Regions from separate parts of the Homo sapiens genome. Here all the other regions are linked to region 1. Evidence: read pairs that join two places in POLR2A ChIA-PET (ENCODE). Cell type or tissue: OCI-LY7. All regions are shown on one strand. Region 1 overlaps LOC105369844 (a long non-coding RNA gene). Region 2 overlaps LOC105369844 (a long non-coding RNA gene). Region 3 overlaps LOC105369844 (a long non-coding RNA gene).

Region 1 (4,000 bases):
AGGGTATCTGGCAATATCTACCAAAATTACAGATGCATTTGAACCACAATGCTACTCCTGGGAATCTATCCCACAGTTACTGTTACCTATGTATCACAGCATAGATGGTTAAAGATATCAACTAGAGAACTGTTTCTTATAGCAAAAACTGGAAATGACCTCCAAAAATAGGGGACTGGTCAAAAGAACTATGGTGTATCTGTATAACTGAATATGGTACACAAATAAAAAAAGAATGAAGAAGCTCTCTATGTATCAATATGGCAAGATCTCCAAAATATATTGTTCAATAATGAAAAAGCTTGGTGCAAAATAGTGTAATATGCTATCTTTTCTGAAAAAAGAGAGGAGGAAATAAGAATGTATATGTATGCTTGTACATGCAATAAGAAACACTGCAGCTGGACACAATGGTGTGCACCTGTAGTCCTCAGCTACTCAGGAGGCTGAGGCCAGAGGATCACTGAGTCCAGCAGCTCAAGGCTGTAGTGCACTATGGAGGCACCTGTGAATAGCCACTTCGCTCCAGCCCAGGCAACGTCATGAGACCCTGTCTCGAAAATAAAATAAAAAACACTGGAAAAATAGCAAGAGACTAATTGAAATTACTTATTAAGGGCAGAAAGAAACTGGGTAGATGAAGAGCAAGGTGGGAGCAACATATCTCAATCTAGATTTTTAAATTTTGTTTTTATTTTCACCTTGTAAAGTGTAGTACATAACAAAAAATATATTTGTAGGCCAGGTGCGGTGGCTCATGCCTCTAATCCCAGCACTATGGGAGGCCAAGGCGGGTGGATCACTTGAGGTCAGGAGTTTGAGACCAGCCTGGCCAGCATGGTGAAACCCCGGCTCTACTAAAAACAAAAAAAATTAGCCGGGTGTAGTGGCACATGCCTGTAATCCCAGCTACTGGGGAGGCTGAGGCAGGAGAATCACTTGAACCCAGAGGCAGAGGTGGCAGTGAACCAAGATCATGCCACTGCACTCCAGCCTGGGTGACAGAATGAGACCCTGTCTCAAAAAAAAAAAAAAAAAAAAAAAAAAGAGGCAGAGGTTGCAGTGAACCAAGATCATGCTACTGCACTCCCGCCTGGGTGACAGAATGAGAGCCTGTCTCAAAAAAAAAAAAAAAAAAAGAAAAGAAAAGAAAAGAAAAAGGAAAAGAAATATACATTTTTAAAAACCAAAGTAAAAAATTAAAATCTCCTTTTCTATATCATCCACTTAAAAATTAGCATAGTGTGCTATGATGGCACCTGTGAATAGCCACTTCACTCCAGCCCAGGCAATATCATGAGGCCCCATCTCTAAAACAAAACAAATTTAAAAAAAGAAAGAAACTGGAAAAATAACAAGAGAGCACTTAACTTCTATAAAACACATCTCATTTGAGAAGACAGGAAATTGTGTTGAAAACAACCCCATGGTATCCTCCATGCACCCAAACAAATAAACAAAAGATTTCTGCCATGTGATTTTGAGGACCACTCCCTGCCAGCTAAGCAGAAAGAAAGCAAGGGCACAGGTGGTGTTCTGGGAATTAGAGTCATATAGGAACTGATTTATATTCCTCTCCCATTTGTATGTAGACCCCAGTAACCCAACAGCGTGGCCAGCATCTGGGAGGAGATAAAACGCAGTGTGTTTTGCCTTTTTCAGCTAGGATGAGGTTTCATTCTCTCATCGTTTTACATTTGCACGATAGGAGATCTGTTCTGCTTCTTATGTTAATTGAAATCGGCTGCTTTGGGCTCTGACACAGGCATTTAGCGCTAACAGTCAATTGCTCTTTCCTCAGCCATCTGGCAAAAGAGTTGAAACCAGCAATTTTCTGAGTCAGAATTAGACATCTGAAAACAAACGTGCACATAGGCAAACCTCTTAGAAGTGCAGAATGAAAGAAAGTAGCAGGTAGCAGGATGCTATAAAGCCAACTCTGAAGCAATGGGATCTCTAATAGGGGAACCCAAAAGGGTACGTTGGCTTCTGACACCACTACCACCCTTTCCAGTATGCATCAGAAGCACTGGGAATCAGGCTGTCTCTCTCTCCCTTACCTTCCCTGCTAAATGGCAGGAGCTACCCTAGCTTTGGCCTCATTTGGCTTTCCCTTGTAGACAGGTGTACTACTCTCTCAGATATTCTCACCTTTAGTACTTGAGCAGCCACTTCAAGTTCAGCAGGAATTTATGGAGCACTCGAGCTTCTGTGATAGCATCTTCTCCTGGTTCTTCAAAATCCCTGACTGTTCTTTTTCTCCTCCCCCTCATGTATTCCCCTTTCTCCATCTGCCCTTTAAATGTTGGTGTTTCCTCAACTTCTGTCCTCGGCTCATCTTACATCATATATTTACTCTCCTGTTGCAGGTTTGAGGCTGCAAACAGGAGAGTAAGTATATGGTGTAAGATGAGCTGAGGCCTAAAGGACCATGCAAATAGTGCTGGTTTCATTCTTAAGAGGGGGACTCATTCTAGACCCTTTCTGACACAGGCTGCTTTTTTCTATGGGCCCATTCAGAGTTTCATGATGAAGCACCAAACTCTCTTCACACAAAAGCAGCAGTGACTCTATATCTGGCTGCCATTTCCTGCCTTCCAATTGAAGTCTTTCCTAGTAAAGAGTTAGGACACCCCCAAACCTGGGCAGAACATATCCCCCACCCCCAACCACCAATGTCAATGGCTCAAAAGCTACACAAGTAAACCTTAAGTATTAGTAAAGCACAAATCATGTCACTTCCAGATGGAAGACTGTGTCATTCCTGAATCAAACACTCATTTGTGGTACCCATTATGGTGCCATTTGGCCCTACAAATCCTCTATACAGAAAGTGCAAATAATACACAAGTGCTCATCAGGTTAATCTGAGTGGTAGCTGTGTCCACGTGTGCCTGTCCATGCATCCCTCCCAAAGATTAGCTAAGCATCCGCTCCAAGCATCTTTCATCTGCTGAACCCTCTTGCTCTGCCTTTACTCTGGTCCTTATATCCACATCACTAAGAGGGAAGGTTAGTGTAGAAGACAGACAGGATGTATGAAGTTTGGATAACACAGGATTTGGGGAGTGTGGTCTTTCTGCCCACATGCACCCTGCCCTAAGTGAGTTATGTTCTTCTTTCCCCTTGTTTATTGCTCTGTTTTGAATTGATTCAATGAAGTATGAGATTCCAACATATTCATTCCAGCTATGAGCCTTCCTGTTCTGTGACCTCTGTAATAAGTTGCCTGGTATGGTACTTGTAGGCTATCCTTGCATCAGAGTGATTTCCCACAAGACATTTTATTGGCTTCATCTGTATTTTACCTTATGATTACATGCTACTATTCTTTTTTGCATTTTCAGATTTCCCTTTAATAATTTTGTAATCTAGAAAGTAAGTGTGCTTTTCAAAAGGGTAACATGATCTACTGTGTCTTATTGAACCCCAGGCACTAAGGGTTGAAACTAAGTTTTATCCAGACTAGTTTCCTGTGGAGCAACACAGCAAATAGGATGGTGGTCAAGTTTGCACAGGTTGGCTTCTCACCTTATGTAAGAATGTCAGAGATGGTCCACTTGCTGTCTGTCCCCTCACTCCCTGCTGTAGTCAGATGTTTATGACTTATCTGTAGACCCCAGACTCAACTAAAGCATAGGAGCAGCTCAATGCTGGGTTCTTGGTGCTAGCATCTACCGCAATTCAGGGTGAAAATACTGGGGTAGGGGAGATGACATTACGAAGACTGACTAGCCACTGGGCAAGGTGCTCACAGCCTCAGATGCTGGACACAATCAGCCGTGTGTGTCACTGTGGACTTGGCTAACTGTGAATCTCCTTCCTCTGGCATTTCCTATTTTTATTCTCAGAAGGTAACTATAATTTTAGAGGATGCAAAATGGCAATCCACACCATGTCATCGTTAAACAATTAAGGAATTTCACATTTTTTAAAATCCAGATTTCTTGCTTCTCTTGACAAATGAGAGCTCTGGACATGCAATCCCCCGTGGCAACAA
Region 2 (4,000 bases), 51 kb before region 1:
TTCTATGATGGGGGTTAATTATAGTTCCCTTTGTTTCCATTAGAGGGATTGGTATATTGCACAGAGCTACAGCTAGATTAGTTTTACCTTAGCGTAGTGTAGTGGTTTAAAGCTTGGACTTAGATTCAAGTAGACATGAGTTTGAGTCCTGGTACTACCGCTTAATTGTTACATGACCTTAAGCAAGTTATTTTTTTTAACTTAGTTCCTCTTCTGAAAAATATAAACTAATACCCGCCTTAAAACTTTTACTGATCAAATGAGATGATCCATGTAAAACTCTTCATGCCTAGCATTTAAAAAGTATTCCATCAGTGTTCTCATTATCATTATCTACTTGTACGGCATCATCCCTTCACCACTTCTCACTTCAAATGTAATATTCTAATAGAAAGTACAACAACCAATCATTTTACATTAATTATATTGCAGTTCTTTGTCTTTTTTGTCCCCTGCCAAGCCAACAATTTTACCTAAGAATGTTCTTCAAGAAACACTGCTCTTAATTCTTCCATGCAATAGATTCCTTTAAGCAAGTATAGGATTCAACAGAGTCCTAAAAAGAGGTTAGGAATATGCATTGAGTCATGTCCCTGTAGAGCTGGAAAGCGGAGCAACCAGTGCTGAAAGAGAGTGCAAAAGCTGCCTTAAGAATTTGGAGCCAGAGTCTTTGAGAACTTCTCAAGCATAGGAATCAAAGAAAAAGACCATGGAAACCTTCAAAGTCACATGTGGGATACTAGGAGTATGAATCATAAAAAGTAAAAATAGTGCCTTTGGTTTGCCCTAGCTTGATGACTTTGCTTTAGCTCACTAGCTGACTCAATGAAAACCATCAGTCAATTCTGTTGTTTTGCATTTTGAGAATATGATAATTGACTGACTGTTTCACTTTGGCCATCTTGTGAGTAAGCAGTATACCCCACCTTGATTATCACAGAGTAGCTGCCTGAATTACATGGTAAAAATATGCACATTCACCTTCAATGTCTTAGCTGGAAATGCCTCCTCTTTGTGTCCTAGAAAGACCCTGTCCCTTTCATTTTTTTTTTTTTTTTTTTTTCTGCAGGAAATCTGGACCATCTGCTGGGGAGAAATCTGTTTCTTTGCAGGATAAAATGCTCCCTACAAATGTAAAAGCTTTTATATCCCAGGACTGTTATTCAAAGCACCTTTAAGCTCAGCTTCTTACAGCGCCGTCTGAAAAAATACAAAACAACAGCTATGTCTTTCAAGTAAAATCAATGGTTTCCTCACAAACTAGACTATGTGTCATACAACATAAAATGCAATTATATTTTGGATCAGACTGAGCAGTAACAGGACTAGGGTAACAATGTTATCAGCATTTACCTTGTTAAATTCATATCCGAGGACAGAGGCTTGCTCATTTCACATGATATCTTACCTGATTAACTGCAAGCAAATGGATATGGTTTCTGTTCTGCCTTTCTGCCCCAGAAAGGGGCCAAAATATACATAGGCTTAGAAAAAGGCAGGTGTTTCTCCACACAATTGGATCTGACTTGAACATTTTGCACAGAAAAACCGCGAAGACTCTGGGTGACATATTCTATGCTTAACTATGTGTTTAACATTTATAGGTCATTTAGTCCTCATCTGTATTATAATTTTGCTGTGTGCCACAAATGCAAAATGAGTTTTAGTGCTTTTTGATATATGACTACAGTTTATTACATTTCCATAAAGCTGTCCAATATTTACTAGGGTTTTATACCTATATTAAATGATTTTCTTCAACCGCCAAGGAGATGATATTGCCATAGTAACAGTGTAATTTTCTAAACCCCATTTTCAGGTGTCTTTGGTTTCATCCAAGTGGTACATTTTCCATTTAACGTAGCAGTACATAAAGTCATTAACGTGACAGTTGAGTACCTTTATGTCTGTGCTAAGAACACTGACGGAAACATTACCTTTGGGTCATATGAAACAATTATTGGAAAAAGCTGCAGGAGATAGTAAACAGCTTAGGAAATTCAAATTTTCTCCTTATAAGCAAATGACAAAGAAAGAACACCTTGAAAGTTCACCTTGCCTACTGGACATCTCTCTGAGCCTTGGCAATGAGACAAGGAAAGTGACCCCTTCTTTCCAGTGTCTTACGGGGTACCCTAGCACTGGGTACCCTAAATCCTGATCTTGGGGTGCTCAATATCAGGAAAAGTTTGTACCAGTGTCAACACAGACCTCTGATCCCTCTACTGGTTTTTATTTCCTTCACAAGCTATAAATACAGATTTTTAAAATTTTGTTCGTATGTTTGTTTTTTATCTATTCATAGACCTCCATAGTTAATCCAGAGTGAAGTAGTGAGTTCCATGGGAGCAGGTACCATCTCTGCCTTTTATCTTACATTCTGAGCATTAAGCACAATCTCTGGCACATAATAGGTGTTGAATAAATAAATAATTTAAGTGAATGATGTAACATTCCTTCCACGTGTAGACCCGCAGCCCTGTAGACCCCTGGTTAGCAAAAAAATAAATAAATAAATAAAATAAAATACTGTTTCCCTTCAGGGGGAATAAAGGTGCAATAAACTTAAATTATTTCATTATAGGATTTCAGTAGGAAAGGCTTAAAAAAAAAGCTGCAACTCCAAACATAAATTGTGTTTCAACCATCCTTGGGCTAGGATCCCTGTCCCAGTCCCACCAGCCCCTCAATGATGGCATGGGCCAGGCAGAGTGGTTTATATGGTGGATGTCTCTATCTGCACTAATGTTGCAAACCAGCCTGCTCTTGACTAGCTTTTGCCTTAGGCACACCCTGCACATCATGGCAGCTTGATTCACTAAGTCATATTTCCATATTGAAAGCTTTGACTATAGCAGAAAGGATGCCTCCATCCCTCCCACCTATTCTATGTGTGAAGGACACTAGTTTCCTCCATGGAAAGACATCATCCATAAAGGTCTCAAAAGAGACAGAACAATAAATCTAGTCTTGCATTTTCAGAATTGTTTTCCTATCTAAAGAAAAATAACTTTAAATTAAAGTGAGTATTAAGTCAATATACCTCCAAGTTTCAAGTAAAAGGGAGAGTGTTCAGATACAAAGAAGCCTGTTACTAATACCAGGTATCTTCATGTGGAAAAATTCCTATCATTCAAAGCAGGAAGCTGTACTAGTGGATCTCACTAAGGCAATAGCTAGAAGGTTCAAGGCATAGTGCTCAAAAGGCCAAGCCAGCCTGGGTTCCATCCCCATAAGAAGCAGTTAGCTTGTGCTGCTTCATGGCCATAGCTGTTCCACTCACTGGGCAGCCCTCTCATTCCAGTGGTCAAAAAGGGAATCCAGCAAGAGAACATGGGTAGGTAGCGCACCAGGAGAGAAAAGACATCTTAGCTCTCACACTTGATTCACAACAAACCAGAAGGGTAATTTTCACATGTGAAGGACAGCACGTTAGCTGACAGATCAATAGTATTATCAGGAAGATAAAAATGTAATAAACATTCCAAATTTCATTCTTATTGAACCACAGGAAGATAAACAAAAAGGTTATGGAAGTATCAGTCCTGAATATATTCTATTTCTAAACTGAATCCCATATATGTCCTTTCTAAAATTCAAATTTATAAATAGGACATTAGTATAAGCTACTGTGATCAAGTACAATAAGTAGGCATAATTGACACAGTAATTGATGTTTGATGAAAAAACACAAGGTAACTGCATAATTTCAAATATAAGAGAGAATTGTTTTTCCAAAAACCAACTGGAGATGTTGGTTCTTTCTTTAATATCTTATTTTCAGAAGACATGAGTACTTCTATTTATTTATAACTCTTCCTCTGTTAGTTCTGCAAGAGGAAAATCTCATGGCACACCTTCAATATTTTATCTCTTGGATTAATTGTAACAATATAATAATATTTCCTTTTGTCATATTAATAAAAAACAAGAGCTTTGCTACAAAAGTTACTATTTAATGAAAATCCAGTGTAATAAATACAATATGTTTTTATTATCA
Region 3 (4,000 bases), 170 kb before region 1:
CTCTCTCCATTCCAGAGGTACATTCTTATTTTTATGAATTGGCTAGTGACTGGAGCTGGTTAAAAAATGGTGCAAACTCTGTGAGTTCACTAGCACTTTGTTAAATGAAATTGATCACTTGTAAAATACAGTAATTGCATTAAACAACTGTCATTAACCATAAGATCCCCTTGATGATGTCTCTTACACAGCTCCACAGGGAAAGCACTAAAAGTACACACATGCACACACATGCGCACATATACACTAGCCAAAATGTTTCCTGAGTATAAAATAAGACAGGAGAAAACACAGTAGAGTAGTAGAGACTCTCAGCAGGAACTACATTTGAAAAAATAATGATAAATGATATCATGATAAAAATGATGTCCTTAATAAAGCTACTAACACTACTTTACATAAATAATGGCCACTTGTAGATAAATTTTAGAATCATAGAATCTGCTTCCTAATTTTAGAGATGAGAAAACAAAAAGCCAAAAGAGTATCCACTAGGCCACACTGCCACTCAGCGAGTTAGCAGGAGCAGCAGGATGCAAATCTAGGTATAAGCAGAGTGTGAGTTTGGTGGTATGAAGGAAACACTGGAGCTGAACAAAAGATCATTGAAAAATCACTATTCACCTTACACTGAGGCCAATCTGCAAAATATTTTATCATTTATTAAACAATTTAAGCACTGAATCACAGACTATTTCCGGTACAAAATATTTAATAATGAGTGTATCGTGTGTGTGTGTGTGTGTGTGTGTGTACGTGTGTGTTTAAAGACAGGATTACTTATCGTTAGGAATAGGTTATTTTCCATAAAAAGGAAGTTTGGGCATATGGTACTGATTAAAAATGTTACTATGGTATATATAAAATAAAAACAGAAAAATACCATCAGTTTGAAATCATATGAAAGAAAACATGGCATTTTTTGCCTAATCAATGTTTATTTACAAAATACTCTGCAGGTATTCACACCTTTTCTCCTGGAATTTAGAATGCAATTAGTCATACAACATAAACCTAAAGAAAAAAATTACAAGCGTAGTAAAAATGCAACTTGTTTAGAATTTTGAAAATTGTGTAGAAAAGAGTTTCACACAATTATTCAGCATGAACTAGCTTGTTGTTATCAGTCAACAATAACCAAAAAAGTCAAATGCCTTCATGGGAGGAACATTTCAAGGTAAACTATAGTCAACTGAGATTTTTTAATATCTCAAGCTCAAAAGCAAGAGCATATATCCGAAAATCAAGTATTAATGATTTATTTATATCTCTTAACAGTGTTGTGGCAATTGAGGGAAAGGAAGGAGGTAATATGAAATGAGGAGATAGCTAGATGATATTTATGGAATGCATATAATTCAGGCATAATTATTTTCATGTTGGTTTTATGAAAACTTATAGTACATTATAACTAATCATGTTCCAGAAAATGCAAATAAGATAATAGTTGAGAAGGAATAGACATCAAATGCTTCTTTAATAAACCACAGCCATTTTCTCTAAGCAGGGAAAATGCTTTAATTGAATTTCATCTTATTAGAAAGACATTATTTCCTCCAGAGTCATAAAGTATATACAAGGAAGATTAGGAATTGTGCCTGTTGGGGCTATTTTGTAAGCACCACAATCTACTGTGGTGCTACTGTGGCTAGCGTAGGTAGAAAAATGAATTTATTGAAAGATATTAGACAGCTCAGAGAACTGTTGGGTGGGCTGAGGAATAGTCTCAAGATTAGCCCCTCCGGAACCATTCCTCAGAACCACACCAAAGAACTGGCCTGAGCAGGAAGTTACCATGGCCACCACCACCCCCACATTAGCAAAAGGAATGAATCATCCCCAGTTTGTTTCTTGCTACAGTTCACCTCCACGGTTAAGTCTCACTTCCGCCTCTAACTTACAAAACCATAGTTACACATCTGCAGCTTAGCCACAAGGGAGTCTGAGAATGCAGATTTTTTTTTTTTCTTTTCAAATTACCCTTGGAAAATGGAGCTCACAATGTGGAGAAGTATCAAATGAATAGAGGGTGTTGAAGGCATGTGGAAAATTTGGTAGGCAAAATTCTAAGATCTTCCACTATCTCCACTCCCTGATGTTATACCCAAGATTAGTTATATGGCAACAGGGATTTTGTAGATGTAATTAAGGGCCCTAAATAGTTTACTTTGAGTTCATCAAAAGGGTGATTATCCTTGGTGGGCTTGACCTAACCAGGTGAACCCTTAGAAGAGAATGTGCCCTTTCTGAGAGGAGATTTGAAGCATAAGAGAATTTTCCTGCTGGTCTTAAAGACACAAAGTCCACAAGATCGACAGCTGCAGGGAAACAAATTCTGCCAATGACCCCATGAGCTTGGAAGAGGGTCCTAAGCCTCAGATAAGACCCCAGCCCCAGCTGACACCTTAATTTTAGCCTTACAGGACCCTGAACAGAGAACCTAGTTATATTCTACCCAGAATTCCAACCAACAAAGCTATGAGATAATAAGCTAAGTTTTAAGCCACTAAGCTTGTGGTAATGTGTTATGCAGCAATATAAAATTAATCCAGGCAGCTACCAATGACAGGCATCTCTGAGAGTTGTCATGTATCAATGTTGGATAATAAATTATCCATAATCTTGTTAAGCATTTCCAAAAGGCAAAATAATTATAGTAAAGGTAATTTATATTTTCATAACCATTGTTAACTTCTCTTTAGGTACTATTCAGTGGTTACTCTCTGGTATAAACTGAGATTTAGAAATAAAAAAAGAAAACAGTTATTTAACAAATTTTTTGTACTACAATGTATTATCTAAATATGTGTGTGTGTGTGTGTGTGTGTGTGTGTGTGTGTGTGTGTCCAAGAGCTTATTACTATGGTAAAAATTAAAATATAAGTTTGATTTTATAACACCCATAATAAAAATATCTATCAGGAAGGACAGCTATAAGAAAAAGAAGGAAAATAAGCAAGTTAATAAGGAGGCAAACCAACTTTCTAATTGAGGAACAATTTATCACATGGTTTCATGCAGCTTACATTCTGACTAATTGATCATAATTTTATCAACCACGAGGTTAACAAGTAAAATATTCCTGGAATAGAAATAGACATGCTCTTACTCATCTCCCACAGCAGTTTCTTTAATGACATCTAAGAAAACAGCACAGTTCTAAAAACAATAATTACAGTCCATTTTAAAAAATTAGTTGAAATTACTTAGGTAAGGCTGTCTCATTTTAGAACAAAAACTAACTATGTAGTTTTTATATCAAGTTGGTTTAAAGCCCAAGACAAAACAAAGCAAAAATAATATGAACAAAGCCTCAAAAGAAGTTATAGGAGATCTATGGGAAAATCTATACTTCCCCGCTCAACTTTGAAGCTTGAATGTCCTATCAACCTGACATTTAATGACTTGTTTTGAGAACAGAATAATAATTTGTGACCCTTATTCCTAAGCAAGACATGCTAAAGATTACTGCATCTTGAGATGTACGAATTTCTGTATATTCAATCTCAGGAGACTCTATAACTCCACCATCCAAGATTAGCAACTAATTGCCACTAGTGACATGTGGCTATTTAGCCCTTGAAGATTGGCTAGTCCAAATTGAGACTGGCTGTAAGAATAAAATACACACAGATTTTGAATATTTAGTTTGGAGGGGAAAAACTCATTAATAAGTTTTATATTGATTATATGCTGAAATAATATAAATTATATTATTTTCACATGATAGTTAAAATACATTAACAACATAATTCATCTGTTTTCTAACTTTTTAAAAAATACGGCACCATGAAAATTTAAAACTTTACACATTACATGTCTATTGGATAACACTGTTCTGTAACATATGAAAATTCCACAGTTTTGTTTCAGAGATTCCATCATCACTTATGGAATCATGTCTTACTAAGCTATTTAAAGAATATCCCTTTGGCCAGGCGCAGTGCCTCATGACTGTAATCCCAACACTTTGGGAGGTCGAGGTGGGCGGATCATTTGA

The links. Peaks named below come from ENCODE experiments on the same cell type or tissue, not always from the same donor. Only the 100,000 strongest peaks of a DNase experiment are listed, where the experiment ranks them.
Region 2: POLR2A ChIA-PET joins it to region 1 with 6 read pairs; 3 of 35 experiments call an interaction of 5 or more read pairs at or near these places.
Region 3: POLR2A ChIA-PET joins it to region 1 with 5 read pairs; 3 of 35 experiments call an interaction of 5 or more read pairs at or near these places.

Annotation. Positions count from the first base shown.
Region 1 is chr12:75,810,806-75,814,805 of GRCh38, forward strand. All of the region lies in intron 1 of LOC105369844 (a long non-coding RNA gene), which reads right to left. Among named protein-coding and RNA genes, the nearest start is that of PHLDA1-AS1, 220 kb to the right of the region's middle. In OCI-LY7, no CTCF peak of the experiment used is centred here; no DNase peak of the experiment used is centred here.
Region 2 is chr12:75,759,318-75,763,317 of GRCh38, forward strand. All of the region lies in intron 1 of LOC105369844 (a long non-coding RNA gene), which reads right to left. Among named protein-coding and RNA genes, the nearest start is that of KRR1, 250 kb to the left of the region's middle. In OCI-LY7, no CTCF peak of the experiment used is centred here; DNase peaks (open chromatin) are centred at 1,504 and 1,794; H3K4me3 peaks cover 1,883 bases; H3K27ac peaks cover 2,949 bases.
Region 3 is chr12:75,639,370-75,643,369 of GRCh38, forward strand. The region is part of intron 8 of LOC105369844 (a long non-coding RNA gene); the gene reads right to left. Among named protein-coding and RNA genes, the nearest start is that of KRR1, 130 kb to the left of the region's middle. RefSeq lists a silencer at 2,886-3,086. In OCI-LY7, no CTCF peak of the experiment used is centred here; a DNase peak (open chromatin) is centred at 1,882; H3K4me3 peaks cover 1,165 bases; H3K27ac peaks cover 1,292 bases.